Regions from separate parts of the Homo sapiens genome. Here region 1 is linked to region 2. Evidence: chromatin contacts called from ENCODE Hi-C or POLR2A ChIA-PET data. All regions are on one chromosome and are shown on one strand. Each heading gives the region's core, a stretch centred on a gene start or an enhancer-like site at or near the end of the contact. The rest is flanking DNA. Distances are from core to core; before and after follow the strand shown. Region 1 holds the start of CLASRP (CLK4 associating serine/arginine rich protein). Region 2 holds the start of PSMD8 (proteasome 26S subunit, non-ATPase 8).

What was found. Hi-C counts contacts between places; a loop is a spot of excess contacts on that map. ChIA-PET counts read pairs that join two places held with the same protein, here RNA polymerase II (POLR2A). Pooled maps may share reads with other maps.
Region 1: a loop to region 2 is called in a pooled map, with 24 times the contacts of the local background. The contact joins the promoter of CLASRP here to the promoter of PSMD8 in region 2. A Hi-C loop is called at or near these places in 4 of 50 pooled maps. POLR2A ChIA-PET finds 5 or more read pairs at or near these places in 2 of 52 experiments (A549 and BJ).

What each region holds. Positions count from the first base shown.
Region 1 is chr19:45,037,026-45,042,004 of GRCh38, forward strand. It overlaps CLASRP (CLK4 associating serine/arginine rich protein), which reads left to right and starts at 2,020. Exons shown (of 21, transcript NM_007056.3): 1 at 2,020-2,083; 2 at 3,159-3,286. The coding sequence starts at 3,188. RELB (RELB proto-oncogene, NF-kB subunit) reads left to right here. Exons shown (of 12, transcript NM_006509.4): 12 at 380-1,167. The coding sequence ends at 765. RefSeq lists an enhancer at 1,694-2,563.
Region 2 is chr19:38,371,708-38,377,264 of GRCh38, forward strand. It overlaps PSMD8 (proteasome 26S subunit, non-ATPase 8), which reads left to right and starts at 2,864. Exons shown (of 7, transcript NM_002812.5): 1 at 2,864-3,254; 2 at 4,453-4,525; 3 at 4,645-4,747. The coding sequence starts at 2,895. RefSeq lists enhancers at 2,773-3,403, 3,034-3,173.

The sequences.
Region 1 (4,979 bases), core at 770-3,269, 6.7 Mb after region 2:
CCCAGCACTTTGGGAGGCCGAAGCAGGTGGATCACCTGAGGTCAGGAGTTCGAGACCAGCCTGGCAAACATGGTGAAACCCCGTCTCTACTAAAAAGATAAGAATTAGCTGGGCATGGCACATGCCTGGCCTGTAGTTCCAGCTACTCAGGAGACTGAGGCAGGGGAATCAACTTGAACTGGGGAGGCAGAGGTTGCAGTGAGCCAAGAGCACGTCATTGCACTCCAGCCAGGGTGACAGAATGAGACTCCATCTCAGAAAAAAAAAAAAAAAGGCCACCTTGATATCACATTTTGCAGGGAGTAGGGCATTTGATTTAGGGCCTGATCAGAAGTTAGCCCTAAATCACACTACACTTCTCTTGTCTTCATCCCCGTAGGCCCGTTCCTCCCGCCGTCAGCCCTGCTGCCAGACCCTGACTTCTTCTCTGGCACCGTGTCCCTGCCCGGCCTGGAGCCCCCTGGCGGGCCTGACCTCCTGGACGATGGCTTTGCCTACGACCCTACGGCCCCCACACTCTTCACCATGCTGGACCTGCTGCCCCCGGCACCGCCACACGCTAGCGCTGTTGTGTGCAGCGGAGGTGCCGGGGCCGTGGTTGGGGAGACCCCCGGCCCTGAACCACTGACACTGGACTCGTACCAGGCCCCGGGCCCCGGGGATGGAGGCACCGCCAGCCTTGTGGGCAGCAACATGTTCCCCAATCATTACCGCGAGGCGGCCTTTGGGGGCGGCCTCCTATCCCCGGGGCCTGAAGCCACGTAGCCCCGCGATGCCAGAGGAGGGGCACTGGGTGGGGAGGGAGGTGGAGGAGCCGTGCAATCCCAACCAGGATGTCTAGCACCCCCATCCCCTTGGCCCTTCCTCATGCTTCTGAAGTGGACATATTCAGCCTTGGCGAGAAGCTCCGTTGCACGGGTTTCCCCTTGAGCCCATTTTACAGATGAGGAAACTGAGTCCGGAGAGGAAAAGGGACATGGCTCCCGTGCACTAGCTTGTTACAGCTGCCTCTGTCCCCACATGTGGGGGCACCTTCTCCAGTAGGATTCGGAAAAGATTGTACATATGGGAGGAGGGGGCAGATTCCTGGCCCTCCCTCCCCAGACTTGAAGGTGGGGGGTAGGTTGGTTGTTCAGAGTCTTCCCAATAAAGATGAGTTTTTGAGCCTCCGGGGTTTCGTCTGTTCTGGGCTTGGGAAACGCCCTAGTCCCTTAGTAGCAAAGAAAGCCTCCAGGCTGGGGGCTCAGGCCTGTCATCCCAGCACTTTGGGAGGCCAAAGCAGGAGGATCGCTTGAGCTCACGAGTTTGAGACCAGCCTGGGCAACATGACGAAACCTAGTCTCTACAAAAAATACAAAAATTAGCCGGGCGTGGTGCTGCGCGCCTGTAATCCCAGCTACTCTAGAGGCTGAGGTGGGAGGATCGCTTGAGCCCAGGAGGTGGACGTTGCAGTGAGCCAAGACCGCACCACTGCACTCCAGCTTGGGCGACAGCGCGAGGCTGTGTCTCAAAAAAATAAAAAATGAAAATGAAAATAAAAAATGAGACCGGGCATGGTGGCTCATGGCTGTAATCCCAGCACTTTGGGAGGCCGAGGCAGGTGGATCACCTGAGGTCAGGAGTTTGAGACCAGCCTAACCAAAATGGTGAAACCCCATCTCTACTAAAAATACAAAAATTAGCCGGGCTTGGTGGCGCGCGCTTGTAGTCCCAGCTACTCGGGAGGCTGAGGTGGGAGAATAGCTGAAACCCAGGAGGCAAAGGTTGCAGTGAGCCTAGATCGCGCCACTGCCTTCTAGCCTGGGAGACAAAGAGAGACTCCGTCTCAAAAAAATAAAATTAAATAAATAAATAAAATAAAAAAGATAAAAAGATAAAGCATCCAAGCTCTTCCCTTCTCCGCTCTCCCACTTCTTCCTCGGGATCCCGCCCCTCTCGACTCTAGGACCCGCCTCTCTCGTCGGCGGAAGTGCGCTGCGCGGCCCTCCACCATGCTCCGCCCCCTCCCCCTAGCGCGGCCTTTCATTTCCGCTTCCGGTGCGGGCCGCGCGCGAGCGCAGCGGTGGGAGGCGGCGACCAGCCGGTGAGTGCAGGCTGCGGCTCGACCTCCCGGTTTTCGGGCAGGCCTCAGCCCAGCTTCTCCCTTTCCTCAGGCTCTCCCCATGCTGCTGTGGGCTTCTGCTGCGTCCCGGCCCCGAGGATCGCTCGTCCCTCACCCCATTAGGCCTGACGGGCCTCAGGCCGAGCCCGTGCCCCGGCTGTGGGCCAGAAGTTGCCGCGTCGAACTCGGCCTTCGGCCCAGCAGCTTATCACAGGCCCCGCCCCCTTGTCAAAAAAAAAAACAACAAAAAAAAAACCCAGCCCAAATCCTCAGGCCGCGACGCGATCCACAAGCCCCGTCCAAACCTTCGGTCTCCGCCCTTTCCCGCAAGCCCTGCCCCCAAGCTCAGCCCACGCCCTCCTGTCAGCCAGCTCCGCCTCTCTCAGGCTCTACGCTCTTTTTCTTTGGATGCTCTCCCCACCCCGCCATCTAGATCCCATCTTTAGACCTCAGCTTCACTCTGGTCTCCTTGCAACACTCCCTCCCCGTGTTCCCACTCCCTCTAGCATCTTCATCTTCCGCCACGCCCTTCACCTGTCCTCGACCTCCACCTTCATACAACTGCACTGTTCCCTTAAAAGCTTTCTCCGATTTCCTCCACCTGCCTTCATCCTTATTCTCCTTATCCCTCTACCACCCAGACTCATACCCAACCCCACGCATGGCCCCTAGTGGGAGCCTTTTCAGTTCTTCTCTTTCTCTTGAGCTCCAGCCTTAAGTGCTCAGGGTTTGCCTTCTGACCCTACTTCAAACACTGCTGATGTTTCAAAACCTTTCATTCCCGACTCCAGCGCGTGGAATCTAGGACACCCCTTTCCCAGTGATGCTCACCTCAGAATCACCTGAGGGTTTTTCAGAATGCCCAAGCTTCTAGATCGAAGTTGTTAGGGATGGACTTGAACATCTGGCATACTGTTCTGCAGCTTCACTTCTGCTCCCTGAAGCTAAGAGATGTGTTGTTTGGGATCGACTCTGCCACCAACTTGTTAGATGACTTTGATTCTGCCCATACGGGTTTCACAGACCATCTGACTTTCCTGGTCCCTTCATCCCTCAGGTTGAGGCCCCAGGCTTGGCCTCACCACAATGTGGCACGAGGCTCGGAAGCATGAGCGGAAGCTTCGAGGCATGATGGTCGACTACAAGAAGAGGGCGGAGCGGAGACGGGAGTATTATGAAAAGATCGTGAGTAACTGGCCTTTTGTCTGGGGTGAGGGACCCTGGGTTGGGGGGCACAGCTGGTCATCCTGGTAAAATCTGGGCTTGGAAGTATGTCAAGACAAGAGGCTCATTTCCTCAGGAGTATATTCATTAATCTTTTCTTGAGGATAATCATTGGTGGGATCCCAAGGGCTTCTGTTTGTTGTAGCATACTGTGTCGTTTGGTGTGGCCTCCCAGTGCCGATCCGGTGTTAGCAAGAAAAAGGGAAGTCTCTGTAACCCTCAGAGCAGTCCTGACGTTAGACTGGCCACCTCCAGAATGTCTGTTTCGCTTATTGCTGTGTTCCCCATTCCCAGAAGAGCTCAGCCACTCTTGAGATTTGGCTTGGCACACAATAGGAGTGAGTATTAAGTTGGCCTGGCACAGTGGCTCACGCCTGTAATCCCAAGTGGATCACCTGAGGTCACGAGTTCGAGACCAGCCTGGCCAAAAGGGTGAAACCCCATCTCTACTAAAGATACAAAAATTAGCCAGGCTTAGTGGTGTGTGCATGTAGTCCCAGCTACTTGGGAGGCTGACGCACGAGAATTGCTTGAGCCCGGGAGGAGGAGGCTGTAGTGCATGGAGATTGTGCCACTGAACTCCAGCCTGGGTGACAGAGCAAGACTCAACGCCTGTAATCCCAGCACTTTGGGAGGCCGAGGTGGACAGATCACAAGGTCAAGAGATCGAGACCGTCCTGGCTAACACGGTGAAACCCCATCTCTATTAAAATACAAAAAATTAGCCAGGTGAGGTGGCGGGTGCCTGTAGTCCCAGCTACTCGGGAGGCTGAGGCAGGAGAATGGTGTGAACCGGGGAGGGGGGCAGAGCGGAGCCTGCAGTGAGCTGAGATAGCACCATTGCACTCCAGCCTGGGCGACAGCGAGACTCTGTCTCAAAAAAAAAAAAAAAAAGACTGTCTCAAAAAAAAAGGAGTGAATATTAAGTGAAACCTGACCACTTCCCTCTCCTGTCTGATGCTTCAGTTGTTTTTGCGGGGAAGACCAAACTATCCCTGGCCTAAAAGACCCTTGTGGTCTGACCACTCAGCTTCATACTCGGACAGCTCCACTGGCCTTCTATTTCTGCCACCACAGGGCTTTGGCCTATATTACCCCCCCTCACCTATTTAACTCCTGTGTATCCTTGGGATCCCAGCTTGAAATGGCACCTGTTTTCTAGGTTCAGTGTTCCTGTCAGATGACATTTATATAGACCTTTCCCAGTTATTCCTGTATTACTGCCCCAGCCTCCTCCCTGGTCTGCTGGCCTCCAGTCCTGGCTCCTCCAGTCTGTCCTTCCTAGAAGAGTCCAAGAGGCCTTTCTAAAGCACAAAACTGACCCTGTCCCTTCGTTGCTCAGAGCACCTCTATGCCTCCTAAGTGCCCTTGAGAGAAAGCCCAGGCTCCTCACTGTGGCCTTTAGGGTCCTGCATGGCCTGGCCTTTGCCCTTCCTCCAGACTCACACCACCCCACACTCTGCCTTGTTCCTTTGCACAAGTCATTTTGGCCTCCTTGCTATTCCTCCACTGACCCAAGCGCTCCCCAGCCACAGGACCTTTGTATGAGCTCTTCCCATACCTGGTTAACTACTGCTTATCTGTCAGATCTCAGTCCTCAGAGAAGTCTTGTTTCCCAAGCTCAGTCAGGTGTCCTCTAAAAATGCCATAATCA
Region 2 (5,557 bases), core at 1,614-4,113:
CTCCTCAGAGTGCAGTCTCTGACCTCAGGACAACTCCCCTCACCATCTGAGGCTAGTTATACAGTCCATAATCTGGATGGATGCGTAGTGACCAATGAATTGACAAGATGGAGGAATGAAGGCAGGAGGAAATAAATGAGTAAAAAAATACCCTGTTGCATGGTAGGCATTTGGTCAGCATTAATAGATGAATGAATGAAGGAGCGAATGAGGAAAGGTATGAGATTGCACCTAGTTGGTGCTCACCCAGAGTGTTGGGTTGGAGGAATACATTGGGGTTGGCATTGACTAGGCATGGTTGGTAGCACAAAAACCTGATGAAATTTGACAATAACAAGAGTTGGCAACACTCATGTGTGTAAGGGCTGCTGGCTAAGGTTGTTTCCACCACCAAGATTCTACCGAGTCACCTCATGGTCCAGGTGAACACATCATAATCCTGTATCAGCCAAGTCAACATGTTATTTAAATATCACCATCTGCACTTCCAGCCAAGATAGAGTGACAGAGACTGGATTTCCCCTCATACTTGAAACTATTTATGTTTTTTGAGATGGAGTCTCGCTCTGTTACCCAGGCTGGAGTGCAGTGGTGTGATCTCGGCTCACTGCAACCTCCGCCTCCTGGGTTCGAGCGATTCTCCTGCCTCAGCCTCCTGAGTAGCTGGGACTACAGACGCATGCCACTATGCCCGGCTAATTTTTTGTATTTTTAGTAGAGACGGGGTTTCACTGTGTTAGCCAGACTGGTCTCCATCTCCTGACCTCGTGATCTGCCCGCCTCAGCCTCCCGAAGTGCTGGGATTACAGGCATGAGCCACCTGGCCTGGCCATATCAACGTGGTATTTTGTTTATTTGTGTCTTTTTCTTTTTTTTTTTGAGATGGAGTTTTGCTCGTTGCCTAGGCTGGAGTGCAATGGTGCGATCTTGGCTCACTGCAACCTCCACCTCCCAAGTTCAAGTGATTCTCCTGCCTCAGCCTCCCGAGTGAGTAACTGGGATTGCAGGCACCCGCCACCATACCTGGATAGATAATTTTTTGTATAGTAGAGACGGAGTTTCACCATGTTGGCTAGGCTGGTCTCAAACTCCTGACCTCAGGTGATCCATCCACTTCAGCCTCCCAAAGTGCTGAGATTACAGACTTGAGCCACCACACCCGGCCATCATTTTTGTTTAAAACATTTTTTACCACCACAACTTCTTTCACATATTAATTTACTCATTAATTCAACACATATATAATTTCTTTCTTTTTCTTTTTTTCTTTTTTCTTTTTTTTTTTTTGAGCACAGTCTCGCTCTGTCACCCAGGCAGGAGTGCAATGGCGATCTCAGTTCACTGCAACCTCTGCCTCCCGGGTTCAAGTGCTTCTCCTGCCTCAGCCTCCCAAGTAGCTGTACTACAGATGTGCACCACCACGCCCGGCAAATTTTTGGTATTTTTACATTTATTTATTTATTTTCTCTGAGACAGAGTCTCACTCTGTCACCCAGGCTGGAGTGCAGCGGCACAATCTCAGCTCACTACAAGCTGACCTCCTGGGTTTAAGCGATTCTCCTGCCTCGGGCTCCTGAGTATCTGGGATTACAGGTGTGTGCCACCACGCACAGCTGGTTTTTTTGTTTTTTTTTTTTGGTATTTGCAGTACAGATGGGGTTTCGCCATGTTGGCCAGGTTGGTCTCGAACTCCTGACCTCAAGTGATCTATCTGCCTCGGCTTCCCAAAGTGCTGGGATTACAGGCATGAGCCACCATGCCTGGCCAACAAATATTTATTGACTGTCTACTAATATTTGCCAAGCACTGAGATACTGGGAATTCAGTAGTGAAGGAAATCGTCCTGCCTTCATGGAGATGACATTCTAAATGGTGGAGACGGAGAGTGAAAGTCGGGTTTGAGAAAAACGTGCTGCCCAGGCGCAGTGGCTCACACCTCTAATCCCAACACTTTGCGAGGTCAAGGCAGGAATATCGCTTGAGCTCAGGAGTTCGAGACCAGCCTGGGCAGTATAATGAGACTCTGTCTCTATAAAAAATTTAATTTTTTTTAAAAAGAGAGAAAAAGCGATGTTGAATGTGCAGATGTAATATCAATCAGTGGAGGAAGAAGTTGGTATAAGAAGTTGTGAATACTGGCCAGGCAAGGTGGCTCATGCCTGTAATCCCAGCATTTCGGGAGGCCAGGGCCCAGGGAATCGCCTGAGTTCAGGAGTTGGAGACCAGCCTGACCAACATCTACTAAAAATACTAAAATTACGTCTCTACTAAAAATACGAAAATTAGCCAGGCGTGGTGGCACATGCTTGTAATCCCAGCTACTTGGGAAGCTGGGGCAGAAGAATCACTTGTACCCAGGAGGCGGAGGATGCAGTGAGCCAAGATTGCTCCATTGCACTCCAGCCTGGACAACAAGAGCTAAACTCCGTCTCAAAAAAAAAAAATTGTGAATCCTCCACTTACACATGACATTGAAAGCCATAGAGCTGGATGAGTTTTGTAACTAGTTAGTTCATATAAGCTTGGGAAAAAAATGTGGAAGGATGCATTGAAAAAGACTGGAGAGGGAGCCCCAGGTACACATCCTAGCTGTTAGTCCTTTGGAAGGTTACCCAGCCTCTCAGTCTGTCTATAAAATGAGAATAACACAGCTCTCCAAATGGCACGACACCCGCTACCTTTTGGCTTGGAGACGCTGCCCCGAAGGCGGAACCTCCAGGACAGCTACGTAGCGTCCCGAGCACTCAGACTGAAGCCAGGGCAGCCATGTTCATTATTGGAACCGTGAGGTGGGTAGGGGGGGTGGTGTTGAGACAGCTGTCATTTTCAGTTAGGGCAAAAGCCAACTTCCGGTCACCATCTTGAGTGACGACAGAGGCGGAGCTCCAACTGACATGTTCATTAAGGGCAGGGCTCCGAGGGCGCCACCTCGAGAGCGACGGCGGGCTACCCGGGGCGGGCTGAGGCAGGTTGTAGCCCCGCCCCGGGCCTTGGGCTCCACCTCTCGGCCCCACTTCCGCCGGGCAAGCGTTTGTAGGCGGCGCTGCCGTAAATCAGGCGGTCTGCTTGCCGCATCACGCAAGATGGCGGCCGCGGCGGTGAACGGGGCGGCAGGCTTCTCGAGCTCCGGGCCCGCGGCAACCTCGGGCGCTGTTCTGCAGGCCGCGACCGGCATGTACGAGCAACTCAAGGGCGAGTGGAACCGTAAAAGCCCCAATCTTAGCAAGTGCGGGGAAGAGCTGGGTCGACTCAAGGTAAAGTCGGCAGGCCCAGGAAACCGAGTGTTGCGGGCGTGGGAGGCGCTACGAGGTGTCTGGACCCAACCAAGTCCCGGGCCGCGGAAGCCACCTCGGTGCCAGCGAGACTGAGGCGGGCTGGGGGATCCGATGGGGTGAAAGATTTGGAACAGCCAAAGTGGGGGCTCGGAGGGCGTCAAGAAGCGAGAGAGGGACAGGGAGCGTTGATGGTCACGCCTGTAATCGCAGCGCTTTGGGAGGCCGAGGCGGGGGAGCGTCGCTTGAGCCCAGGAGTTCAAGATCAGCCTGAGCAACATAGCGAGACTCTGTCTCTACATTTTTTTTTTAAGTGAGAGATGACTGGAATGGACCCACGCGGGGGTGGTGGGGGAATGATTGGAAGACTTATGGCAGAACTGAGTGAGGGGTTAGATTTTTGGTGCGTGGAGGCTTAACTGGTCGGAGTGGCAGGATTGGGATTCGGGCTTTTCCTGATGGTGGATTCCAGGCAAGACCAAGTGGGAAGTGAGGACTGCCCGGAGTGATAAAAGAATGAGGCTGAAAAGGTGGGCTGTGTAGAGGGTGTGTGGTTAAGACCAGGCTGGGTTAGGATCTGAGAGATCTGGGGCTTAGGCTCGCATCTGTTGGGAGAGGGGGCAGCCTAGTTGTGAAGGCAGGACTGAACCTAGAAGAAATATTCTTACAAGTAGAGAACAAGAATACGGGGCCCAGAGTGCTTCAGACCAAACATCTGTTGGGAGGGAGTGTAAATCCAGTGGCTTGGAACAAGCTGCTGAGCCTGCTAAGGAAAGATGTATGGGCTGAACTGTGGGGGGAGATTTGGACCTCCCCCTCCCAGATATAGATTTTGGGGATAGCCCAGCTACCCCTTCCCCAATAGATTGTGGGGAAGATGGGCCAAGAATGGAATGTACTCCTGTCCCCACCGCCGCGTGATTCCACTGGGTCAGGCACTGAGTGTCCCTCCTTGTTTCCCCAGTGGGGCTATTAATAATTGTAATGTGATGTAATCTTAAATGGGCATGTGTTGCGTGCTCAGGCCCTGTTCTGAGTGCTTTATGAGAAAGCATTCCTCATGAGTCTGGATGATGGTTAGCTCCATTTTCCAAGTGGGAAGACCAGAGCGTAGAGCAGGTAAGTCATCTGTATTTGAATTCCCTTCTTTTCTTTCTTCCCTCCCTCCCCTCCCCATCAGCTAGTTCTTCTGGAGCTCAACTTCTTGCCAACCACAGGGACCAAGCTGACCAAACAGCAGCTAATTCTGGCCCGTGAGTGTCACTGGGGTTGGTTGGGGGTGATAATCTGGGGGTCATGGCAGGAATGGTAGCACTGGTGGTTGGGGAAGAGACCTCAGTCACCTCCTGAGAGCTCACTCTGTCACCCACAGGTGACATACTGGAGATCGGGGCCCAATGGAGCATCCTACGCAAGGACATCCCCTCCTTCGAGCGCTACATGGCCCAGCTCAAATGCTACTACTTTGATTACAAGTGAGAATGGGCCCTGCCCCCAACTGGGGGGGTGGTTGCATGGAAGCTCCTTTATTTCTGGAGCTCTGGCTGCTTGGGTCCTCTTCCTTCATCTGGGAACTCCTCCTGGCTTAGTTCTCTCCTCAGTGGTGCAGGGTCAGGGCTTGGCTTGGAGGTCCTGAGACTTGGCTTGACTAGTCAGTCTCCCCCTACCCATTCCCACATTGCACCCCCTCTGCCCAGTGGGGCTGCCATCACCTTTCACGTGTCCTGGCCCCAGCCTTGCCCCTCTGACTCAAACCCCTGTGGCAGCCAGTAGGATCATGTGACACTAAAATTTGACACTGTCCATACCCCGCTCAGAACCTGCCGTGGCTCTTCATGGTCCTCAGGCACAAGACCAAGTTCTTTCCTGTGGCTTCCAATGCAGTTCCAGCTCACACCCCTCTGCCTGTGCCTGCTCATCCCAGCCCTTTCTCTCACTGGACTGTGAGCTTTCTAAAGGCAGAGCTTGGAACTGTCTCAGTTACTGCTATGTCCCTAGCACTGCCTACCACAGGGCCAGGCCCAGAACAGGGACTCACTGGATATGTGTTGAATATAAAACTGAATGATACCTGCACAGATTAATGATTGGGAATTTGACATCAGACAAATCTGGCTTTGAAACATCCAGCCGCTTCCTGATTATGAGGTCTTGGGCAAATGACTTTACCTCTCTCAGTTTCCCTGTTAAAGTAGGGAGTGGTGATTCTTTTATTTATTTATTTTTGGAGACAGGGTCTTGCTGTGTTGCCCAGGCTGGAGTGCAGTGGTGCAGTCATGGCTCAC